Linked DNA regions of Homo sapiens: region 1 is linked to region 2. Evidence: read pairs that join two places in POLR2A ChIA-PET (ENCODE). Cell type or tissue: OCI-LY7. All regions are shown on one strand.

Evidence for each region. ChIA-PET counts read pairs that join two places held together with the same protein. Peaks named below come from ENCODE experiments on the same cell type or tissue, not always from the same donor. Only the 100,000 strongest peaks of a DNase experiment are listed, where the experiment ranks them.
Region 1: POLR2A ChIA-PET joins it to region 2 with 14 read pairs; 1 of 35 experiments calls an interaction of 5 or more read pairs at or near these places.

The regions. Positions count from the first base shown.
Region 1 is chr5:78,662,757-78,667,756 of GRCh38, forward strand. All of the region lies in intron 4 of LOC124900191 (a long non-coding RNA gene), which reads right to left. Among named protein-coding and RNA genes, the nearest start is that of LHFPL2, 16 kb to the left of the region's middle. In OCI-LY7, no CTCF peak of the experiment used is centred here; a DNase peak (open chromatin) is centred at 2,952.
Region 2 is chr5:79,979,337-79,984,336 of GRCh38, forward strand. MTX3 (metaxin 3) reads right to left here. Exons shown (of 9, transcript NM_001363818.2): 9 at 1-4,458. The coding sequence ends at 4,348. Among named protein-coding and RNA genes, the nearest start is that of MTX3, 9.4 kb to the right of the region's middle. In OCI-LY7, no CTCF peak of the experiment used is centred here; DNase peaks (open chromatin) are centred at 1,895, 2,635 and 3,015; H3K4me3 peaks cover 2,896 bases; H3K27ac peaks cover 4,696 bases.

The DNA of each region.
Region 1 (5,000 bases), 1.3 Mb before region 2:
CAATGATAGATACTGGGGACTACTAGATGGGGAGAAAGGCAGAGGGCAAGGGTTGAAAAACTAACTGTTGAGTACTATGTTCCGCACCTGTGTGACAGGATCCTATATACTCCAAACCTCAGCATTGCACAATATACTCAGGTAACAAACCTGCACATGTACCCCGAATCAAAAATTAAAGTTGGAAACATTTTTTAATAATAATAAATTATGATTTATTTATGTTTCATGATATGTGATTTTTTTCTCTCAATTTAAAAGCTGTATTTTCCAAAACCAAAAATAATTAGTGAGAAAAGTGGCATGGTTTTATATTTTTGAAAAATCCCTTTTACATATGACTTACTGGGAGAAAGTTGGATGTTCATATTAGCTTCTGCATTGAAGCTGTGGCAATGTATTTTGGTTGAAGTATATGAAGAAAATCCAGCTTCCCACAGATGTGTAGTTGGAAAAAAAGGAGATTTTAATAGGCTTTCCAGATCATTGTGGATGTTCATCTTTGATACACCAAAATTCAACAAGTGATAGTTTTTTAGAGGTTAGTTATAATGTGGAGTCTGAAACCAAATCAATTAACTTTTCATATTCTATGATATTAAAATCCATTGGTTCATCTTGCAAAACTACAAAAGTGGAAGGGTGCGACTGAGAGGTGGTGAAACATTTTTCTTTGTAGATACAGAACACTGAATTGCTCTAAAGAAAAAAATGGAAAAGGACAAATATTATGTCTAAGGTATTATTTAATGATTAGCAATGGGGTTATTCAGCTTTGAGGAATCATTTAGGTTGAATGCCATAAATACAGCTGACCCTTTATATATCCATGGGTTTGGCATTCATGTATCCAATCAACTGTGGATCAAAATATTCCCCCCAACCCCGCAAAATCGATGGTTGCATCTGTACTGAACACGTACAGACTTTTTTCCTTATCATTATTCTCTACACAATACAACTATTTATATAGCAGTTACATTGTATGAGGTATATGAGTAATCTAGAGACAATGTAAAGTATACAGAAGGATGCTGGGTGCGGTGGCTCATACCTGTAATCTTAGCACTTTGGGAGGCTGAGGCAGGAGGATCACTTGAGGCCAGGAGTTCAAGACCAGCCTGGTTAACATACTAAGACCCTGTCTCTACAAAAAAATTGAAAAATTAGCCAGGTGTAGTGGCATACACCTGTAGTCCTAGCTATCCAGAAGGCTGAGGCAATAGCATCGCTTGAGCCCAGGAGGTCAAGGCTGCCATGAACCATGATCATGTGACTACACCCCAGCCTGGGCAGCAGAGTGAGATTATTTATTTATAAATAAATAAAGTCTACGGGAGGATGTGTGCAGGTTATATGAAAATACCACACCATTTTATATAAAGGACTTGAGCACCCATAAATTTTATGGAATTATGGGAATCCTAGAACCAATCCCCCATGGATGCTGATGGACAATTATATTAAGCTCTCTTCTATATGCCAGGAATTTGACTAGATGATAGGATAGGGTGTGAAAGGAAAATGGTAGGAGAGTGCACGACATAAACCTTTGCCTGCTACAAAAGTTTGCCAAGCCAGGCTGGGTAAAGGCTGCTTTTCTAGGACTGGACTCGTGATAGAAGACTTTATAGCCCAGCTGGCCTACACTACCAGAATGCAGACTTCGCCAGGGTAATGCTGGGGTGCCTGTGTCACACTGACTTACCAACACAAGATGTGCTCAAAAAATATTTGAACTTTACTAAATTAGGAAAAGCATACACCAGTAGAAATATTTTTCTTTATTGTTGCTTGACTCAAAACATTGAAAGGTCCTTTAAAAAACCTGTAATTTAGCTTATTCCATAATTTTAATGAGTCTTTTTATATCATTGCGATTATACTATAGCCTTGTAGCTTTCTTTTGTCATGTAATCCCATAATCTAAGAATTTCCTCATGTTAATAAAAATTCTGTCTGCTTGAATTTTAAATCCCTCCCCCGCCCCCATCAAGGCCCGTTTCTGTACCTGCTAGTACAACCCAGAGTGCAGATTCCACTAGAAAATCCCCACAGTTCTCATACATGTCTGTTAGGACCCCCAGATTTCAAAAATCACTTAAAAAACACCACAATGGGGCCAGGCACAGTGGCTCATGCCCGTAATCCCAGCACTTTGGGAGGCCGAGATGGGTGGATCACTTGAGGTCAGGAGTTTGAGACCAGACTGGTCAACATGGTAAAACCCTGTCTCTACTAAAAATACAAAAATTAGCTGGGCATGGTGGTGCACACCTGTAATCGCAGCTACTTGTGAGGCTGAGGCAGGAGAATCGCTTGACCCTGGGTGGCAGAAGTTGCAGTGAGCTGAGATCGTACCACTGCACTCCAGCCTGGGTGACAGAGCGAGACTCTGTCTCAAAAAAATAATAAAATTTTAAAACCTCAATCTTCTATCACACCATGTGTCCTGCATTGTTGTTTAATGGTGTCTTTGGTGGCCAGCCTGGGAAGGAAGGCCAGGCTGGCCAAGTAGAGTAGGGATGAACCGGACTCACTGTGGAGAAACATCTAGACCACTTCTATGGGTTCAAATCCATCCATACTATGGACTACTTGGACCGCAGACAAGGCACCTAATCTCTTTGTGCCTCAGTTTCCTCATCAGTGAAAGGAGGAAAGTGATGATTGTTCCTACCTTGTTGGGCTGAATAGATGCATGTAGAGTGCTTATTAATAGTGCTTGGCATGTAACAAATGCTGGCTGTTATTATTAATGAGAATCAGACAGCCCTGGGTTGGAAGCTCCTCTTTCCACTTGCCCCTGAATGTCACTGGGTACCTTGTTTAACAATTCTCAGTACTTCCATTTTCTCCCCAAATTCGTATTGTAAGACCTGTCTCACAGGGTTACTGTAAGGATTGGCATTTGAATGAGCTCTGTGCAAAGCAGCTACAAAGCATGCTCACAGTGGGCACACAGGAAATAGTTATGTCTTAGGCTTCTTAACAAGCCCACCACACTCAACATCACAGAGCAGGTGTTTGGCGAATTAAAGAGAGAGGTTTGGGGATGGAGGATTTTCCGGGCAGGAAGGGAGGCACAGGTGCTGGCATTTGGATGTTTCCCTGCTAGGGTCCAGGTTCTGCTGAGTGGAGAAGCCCCAGGGATCCCCACTACCCCAAGGCCCATCAAGGCGAGAGGGACCACCTGAGCCAGCAGATTGAGTTTTCTTAATTTGTTTCTAATCACATGTTCTGGCTGGAGGACTTTTCCTGCTGTGGTAGGGTGGGAATGTTTCCATGAATGTTTTACCAGAAAGATCTGGTTCCTCTGTTTAAACAAATATTTATCACTTGTGAAATCACAGAAATGGAAGGCTTTGTATGAAACAGGCACCCCAGGCAGTTCCCAACAGGAGGCTCCTTTGCAGAGTCTTCCTGGGAGACTCCTGCCTGGCTGGCCCGGGGTCCCTGGCAGTCGGCCCCACTCCTGCCCTTTCCCTGCAGCATGGTAAGTTGTTCAGCAAGCTCAGCTGTTGTAAAGTGCCTGAGTGCCTTGGGAATTAGGAGACGGAATGAAGAGAGTGAGTTGATGTGTAAGTCTGGTACTCAAATAACTCAGGAACCATTAAAACATGACTCAAGAAACACATCTGTCTCTGTGAGGCAGGCCTGCCTCCTTCTCCTCCAATCTCTTCATGCCTCACTCATCTCCATCTTGGGGCAGCTTCTTTCCTGTATTTCACCTCACTTCTGGCACTCTGTCCAAGTCTGGGAGCTCTCCTTTAATACTCTTGGACCCAAGTTATCTGCCTAGGCTGGAAGGCAGCCTCTCTCAGACAAAAGCTATGTCCTCAACTCCCTGAAAATGCAAATCATGGCCCCTCTGCATTGTCACAGACTATGACTCCACCTCTCCCCACTTCTAAGGACTCGGCTCTCAGCTCACCTGGACTCAGTGGGCTCCTTTGCAGTTCTCTCTCGCTCTCATGCTGCTTGCCTTTGCTTGTGGATGCTAAGGTGTTAGAGAATTCGCTGCTGCCCTTGCGTCCTGCCTTGCAAACCCTAGCATTGGTTTTTCTCCATCACATACTCCACATCCATTTTTGGTTACATGTGCCCCTGCCGCCTTGAGCCAATAACTGGTAAATCATTATGAAGATTTCTTTTTATTTTGCTTCTTCTTTTTTTTTTTTTTTTTTTTTTGAGATGAGGACTCGCGTCATTGCCCAGGCTAGAGTGCAGTGGTACAATCAAGGCTCACTGCAGCCTTGACCTCCCAGGCTCAAGTAATTCTCTAGCCTCAGCCTCCCAAGGAGCTGGGACTATAGACATAAATAACAATGCCTGGGTAATTTTAAACTTTTCTGTAGAGATGGGGTCTTGCTGTGTTGCCCAGGCTGGTCTCAAACTCCTGGACTCAAGCAATCCTCCTTCCTCAGGCTCCCAAAGTGCTGGGATTACAGGCATGAGCCACTGCATCTGGCCAATATTTGTGAAGATTTCTATGGACAAGATGCTGTACTAGTGGCCCAAGAATGGCAGGTTATAAGACTTGGCTTCGGCTGGGCACAGTGGCTCACACCTGTAATTCCAGCACTTTGGGAGGCTGAGGGGGAAGGATCACCTGAGGTCAGGAGTTCGAGGCCAGCCTGGCCAACATGGAGAAACCCCAACTCTGCTAAAAATAAAAAAATTAGCCAGGCATGGTGGCACATGCCTGTAGTCCTAGTTACTCGGGAGCCTGAGGCAGGAGAATTGCTTGAACCTGGGAGGCGGAGGATACAGTGAGCTGAGATGGCACCACTGCACTCCAGCCTGGGTGACAGAGTGAGAGTCTGCCTCAAAAAAAAAAAAATCACTTGGCTTTATCATCAAACAGCTTCTGAGCTGACTCACGGCCTTCTAGGCTGTAAGTTAGGTGCCACTGAGTGCATTCATAATGGCAACCAGGAAGGACTGTTCTTCACTGGCATGCTCAGAGAAGGCTTCCCATACGAGGCGGGGGTTTGAAT
Region 2 (5,000 bases):
TAAAATCTGGTTAAGAAATATGAAAATATTGAAAAGTAAACATAAATTCCACAAAGCTGAATGGCAGCAAAAAATATTTCTTAACATCAAGAACATATACAAAAGATGATCATTACCACCCAAATTATCTCTGTTGCTCAGGATTTCAGTTATAAAAATAGCCAAATCAAGACAAAGACAATTACAGCTTAAAACGAAAAGCTACACCTTCTTCATTAAAGGTGAGCATCTTGTCACACTGTGCATATGGAGAGAGAACAAGTACAAGGCACGGGAGAACTACCATGTCAAGGGACAGAGCTTTTTCAAAATATTTTATCCTCAGAAGTAAACCCCACTACCATAGAAAGAAAAAAATATAATTAGATATTTTAAATCACAGCATTTTTGACTTCCTAGGGAAAAGGAGTTTTTGGTTTTAGGGTTTTTTTTTTCTTTTCTGGTAAGGCAAAATAGATCTTTAGATATCATTTGTTACAAACATGAGTTTTTCTTAAGAATGAAATAAAAATTCTATTTAACTTCTATCATATATTTATTCAACTAAGTTGAATACTATGTTTAGAAAATTAAAGTTTTAAATCATGGTTTATATATAGATAATGATACATTTAATCTATGAATTTACTTTAAAACCACTTTTATTTTGAAATACTTAAGACTCACAAGAAGTTATAAAAATAGTTCAGAGAGATCCCAGGTACCCACTGCTTAGCTTCCTTTCTTTACATGTAAGCATTTATATCTAGGTTTTAAAAGGGTTGAAGTTTTTGACAGTTGATGAAAAACTGTCAAAAAATTGTAACAAGCCTGGTAAATGCATATTTTTGGAGGAGGTTCTAAGGAAACACTACCAAGTTCAAGTACCACTTTTATCACATGCAGCTGCCTTAACCAACAGGTTTTCTAAGATACTATCCCCCTTACCTGTTTCTGCCTCTTTCAATGGTGTTTTTCCATTTTTACAGACTTCTGAAAATTTTAGCTTTGATTGAAATAAGCTTCCCCATTCCTTCATGTTAATATATCTAGCAATATTGAATAGAAATTATAAATGGAAATAAAAATGCTTGCTTTTATAAAATCTCCAGTCTCGCAGCACCCCCAATATAATACAAACAAACTTAAGTTGAAATTTGGTTTGTTAATGCCCACCTTGTGTGGTCAAAACACAGTTTTGAAGGAATGACCACCTTCAATGTTCTTTACAGCTTCTTTAGTGTTACTTAAAAAAAAAAAAAAAATCAATCTGATGGATGATTGATGGTAGTTTGTTCATGGAAGATCTTCATCTTATGGGAATTATCTAGTTTTTCTAATCATATACTACCAACAAAAATAAACACAAGCATGTTCCCTTTAATCATATTATCCTCCACCATTACTTCCAAAAGGCATTGGCTCACAGTATTCTGTTTAAGATTGTGGACCATTTATCCCAATGAACTCACTCAAACTTTATCTAAAACATATCATGACAGGCTGGTCCAACAGTCTGTTCAGTCTGAAAAAATGTTCTGTGCTCTGTTCAGATTGACAAAATGTTCTTTTTGGCCGGGCGCAGTGGCTCACGCCTGTAATCCCAGCACTTTGGGAGGCCGAGGCAGGTGAATCACTTGAGGTCAGGAGTTCAAGACCAGCCTGAGCAACATGGTGAAACCCCGTCTCGACTAAAAAAAAAACAAAATTAGCTGGGCATGGTGGCACATGCCTGTAATCCCAGCTACTTGGGAGGCTGAGACAGGAGACTTGCTTGAACCCAGGAGGTAGAGGTTGCAGTGAGCCGAGACTGCGCTACTGCACTCCAGCCTGGGCAACAAGAGTGAAACTCTGTCTCAAAAAAAAAAAAAAGTTCTTTTCTAAGAGCTTCCTGTATGTGTGGCTGCTCCCTAAAGTACTTTGTGCTCAGTTACAGCTTCCTGTCATCTCATTTACTTATACATAAATAGCTCAACTAAGTAACCCAACATATAAACTCTCACTAAACTCACATGTTGCATCTTAGAAAAGGTGATCTGGAAGCATTATGGACTATAGTGAGAATGTAAGGCTAACAGCAGTTCAAAGTAGGGATGACACAAAAACAAATAAATCATATTGACAGTCATTCCCTCTACTAAAAAAGAATAATACTTGTTATTCTAAAATGACCTCTTTTGATTAAAATTTCAGTTCATAAAACATTACAGTATGCTTCTTTATCAAAGTCTACATATCAGAAGAACATGAGCTCCACGTTCCTGTAAAACTTTAAACACATTTTTCTTCCTAATAGACATTAGCAGTTTTGTTGAAAAGAAAAATTGACATAACCTAGCATTATCTTTTGACTTTGCCCATGGAGAAACTTGGAGTTAAATTTACTACTTAATTTTAGAATCTGTCAGTGTTGATATGGTTCTATAAATTTTTAATTTTTTTAATTTAAATTTTTAAAATTTTTAATTCTTTAAAATTTAAAATTTTTAAATTGTCCTGTTTTACATGTAATATACTTGTAATATACATGTAATGTACTTGTACGTTATAACTGTAATATATTTCAAATACTTTTTGGAGGGTCTGATATAAATCTGATATAAATTAAAAATGACTGGCCTTGACCACAGCATAAGCAGATGTCTGATGAATGTGCTAACCACCCTTCTCCAATATACATCCATCCTAGAGGACAATAAAGTCTCACAGTCATGATTTCCAATATAACATATTTAGGTTTCAGACTGCTGGAATAATAGATTTCAGATTGCTGGAATCTAATAATCTGCCTTTGAAGATGACTGACACACACAAACACACACACACACACCCTGTTGTAGAAGTAATGTGCAACTCATGAGGTACTTTCCCTCATCCAAACAGATGACCAAGATTTTGAAGACTACCTTATTTCTCACTTAGTTAAAACTTTCAAGAAAAAATATTTAGAATGACTTAAAGACTCTTGTATAAATAACTACCTAAATACAGAACAAATTGGGAGGATGTGGGTCAAACACAGCTGAGCTCCACTCAGCTCAAATTAGATGAGTCTTTTGACTACAAAGCTCATTTTCTTAACATATGGGTTCCTGCACGACTTGATAAGATTTGCTGAGCACCACAGTAATCTTTTAAGACACTAATCAAAAACATGGTTCTACATTTTAAAAACCTCAGAAGTAGTTTTAGGACAACAGAAGCACCTCAACCACTAAAATAAGCAAGTTTCTATTATAAGTAAAATTACCACACAGCAAATCCCTTAACAGTTCAGCAACCAATAAATAGAAAATATTCATTAAAAGCTGCTATTTCTGATTGTTCCTTTGTATTCTTCGACTATAAGTGAAACATATGAAAAATAATTGGTTGTCAGAAAGCTTTTGACTACATGATATGCATCTTATGAAAGAATATGCATCTTATGAAAGAATATGAGCCAAGCATAGAAAACTTGGACCAGATGCACAGTATTTCTACTACCCTGGCCATGGGCTCCTCCTGAGTAGTGTCTAACAAGTGGGCAATTTCAGTAAGAATTTTACAGCCTAGCATAGTAACGATAACCAGTACATTCACTTCTTCTGGAATTAATACAAGAAAGACAACTGAAGATGTACTACAAAGACATAGGTCTAAAACTGCCACATTTGCCCAAGTAAACTAAAAGAACTCTTCCTAACCTATATCGAACACATCAGCAAAGACCAATGTTATACTGAAATGAGTATTATCAGATGTTATTATATGTAACCACCTTTAATATTTATCTATGTGCTACTAAACCCCCAAAAGATTAGACTTATGAGAGCATAATTAAAAAGCACATTCCTCCTCACTTTTTAAAGTTAAATATGGTCTCTTCTACTGAAGCAATTTATCTTTTTCTGGTTCCTAAAATAGGCATCAAATTTCTAAACAGAAGTAAAAAGCCTCAGCCAAAAAGCCACATATTAGGTATTCAGCCTGGTCTAAGAAAACTAAGTTAATAAATTGAATAAATTAAATCAAATAAATTAGGAGTGCACATTCAGAACAGAATTGTAGCCTTTGGTCAGCAACATGTGAACCAAAGGCAAAAATCTGCCATGATTAAGGCAGTTCTTTGTATACAGTACGATGTGTTTTTCTTCCCCGCCCCCCCAACCAAGTTCATTTAGCATTCTCTTTGTTATTAAAAATGCAGTGCCAAGCTAGAATACAAGCTTCCTAATAATAATAGTAAAAATAGATGGCATAGAAAGTTCCTTTTGGTTTAGAGTCTTCCTTAATACCTATTATGGTATCTTCTTTTTGCCTTCACACACTTGGTGTAAGAGATTACTGCAACAATCGTTTGACTTTGGCCACAAACCATGACTACTCTCAGGGCGAAAGCCGTTGGAAGGAATTATTTTCTTCTTCTGCTGGAGTCAATTTAAGTGTTGGCAGTTTCCGAGGAGGAAGCTGAGGGCTTTGGCGAAGATTGTCATCCATCTGTAGAAAGTACAAAAGATACATCTGACTAATGCTGTGGCACCGCTTATGTGGACTGTGGCCTCCCCATCCAAACTATAGCCTAGAAGAGTACAGAACCATATGTTTCCTGGGCTGCTAGAGAAACCTTTTTCTTACAAATAATCTCAAGAATTCTAAATGTCATACCTCAAATACCAGCTGACTCAGTTTCTGTAAAAAGCAACGTGGCTCATTCCTGATACCTTCACAGAATTATAGTTAATTCCACAAAATAAATATTCTACTGAACTCAACCATAACTTAAAGAGGTCTTCTGATAGTAAGTGTAAAAGCGGTACTGTTACACTAAGCTCCAGTTTGCAAACTATGTTCACGTACAGTATCTTATTTGATCTTCCCGATACGCTATGAAGAAAAGGCAGACACAGACCTTCTCTGTTGTACAGATGAGCAAAACGAGACTCTGTAAGGTTAAGTGATTTGCCCCACGTCACAAGCTAGTATGAGAGCTGAAACTTGAACCCAGGTCTTCTGATTCCAAAACTATTATTCTTTCAACT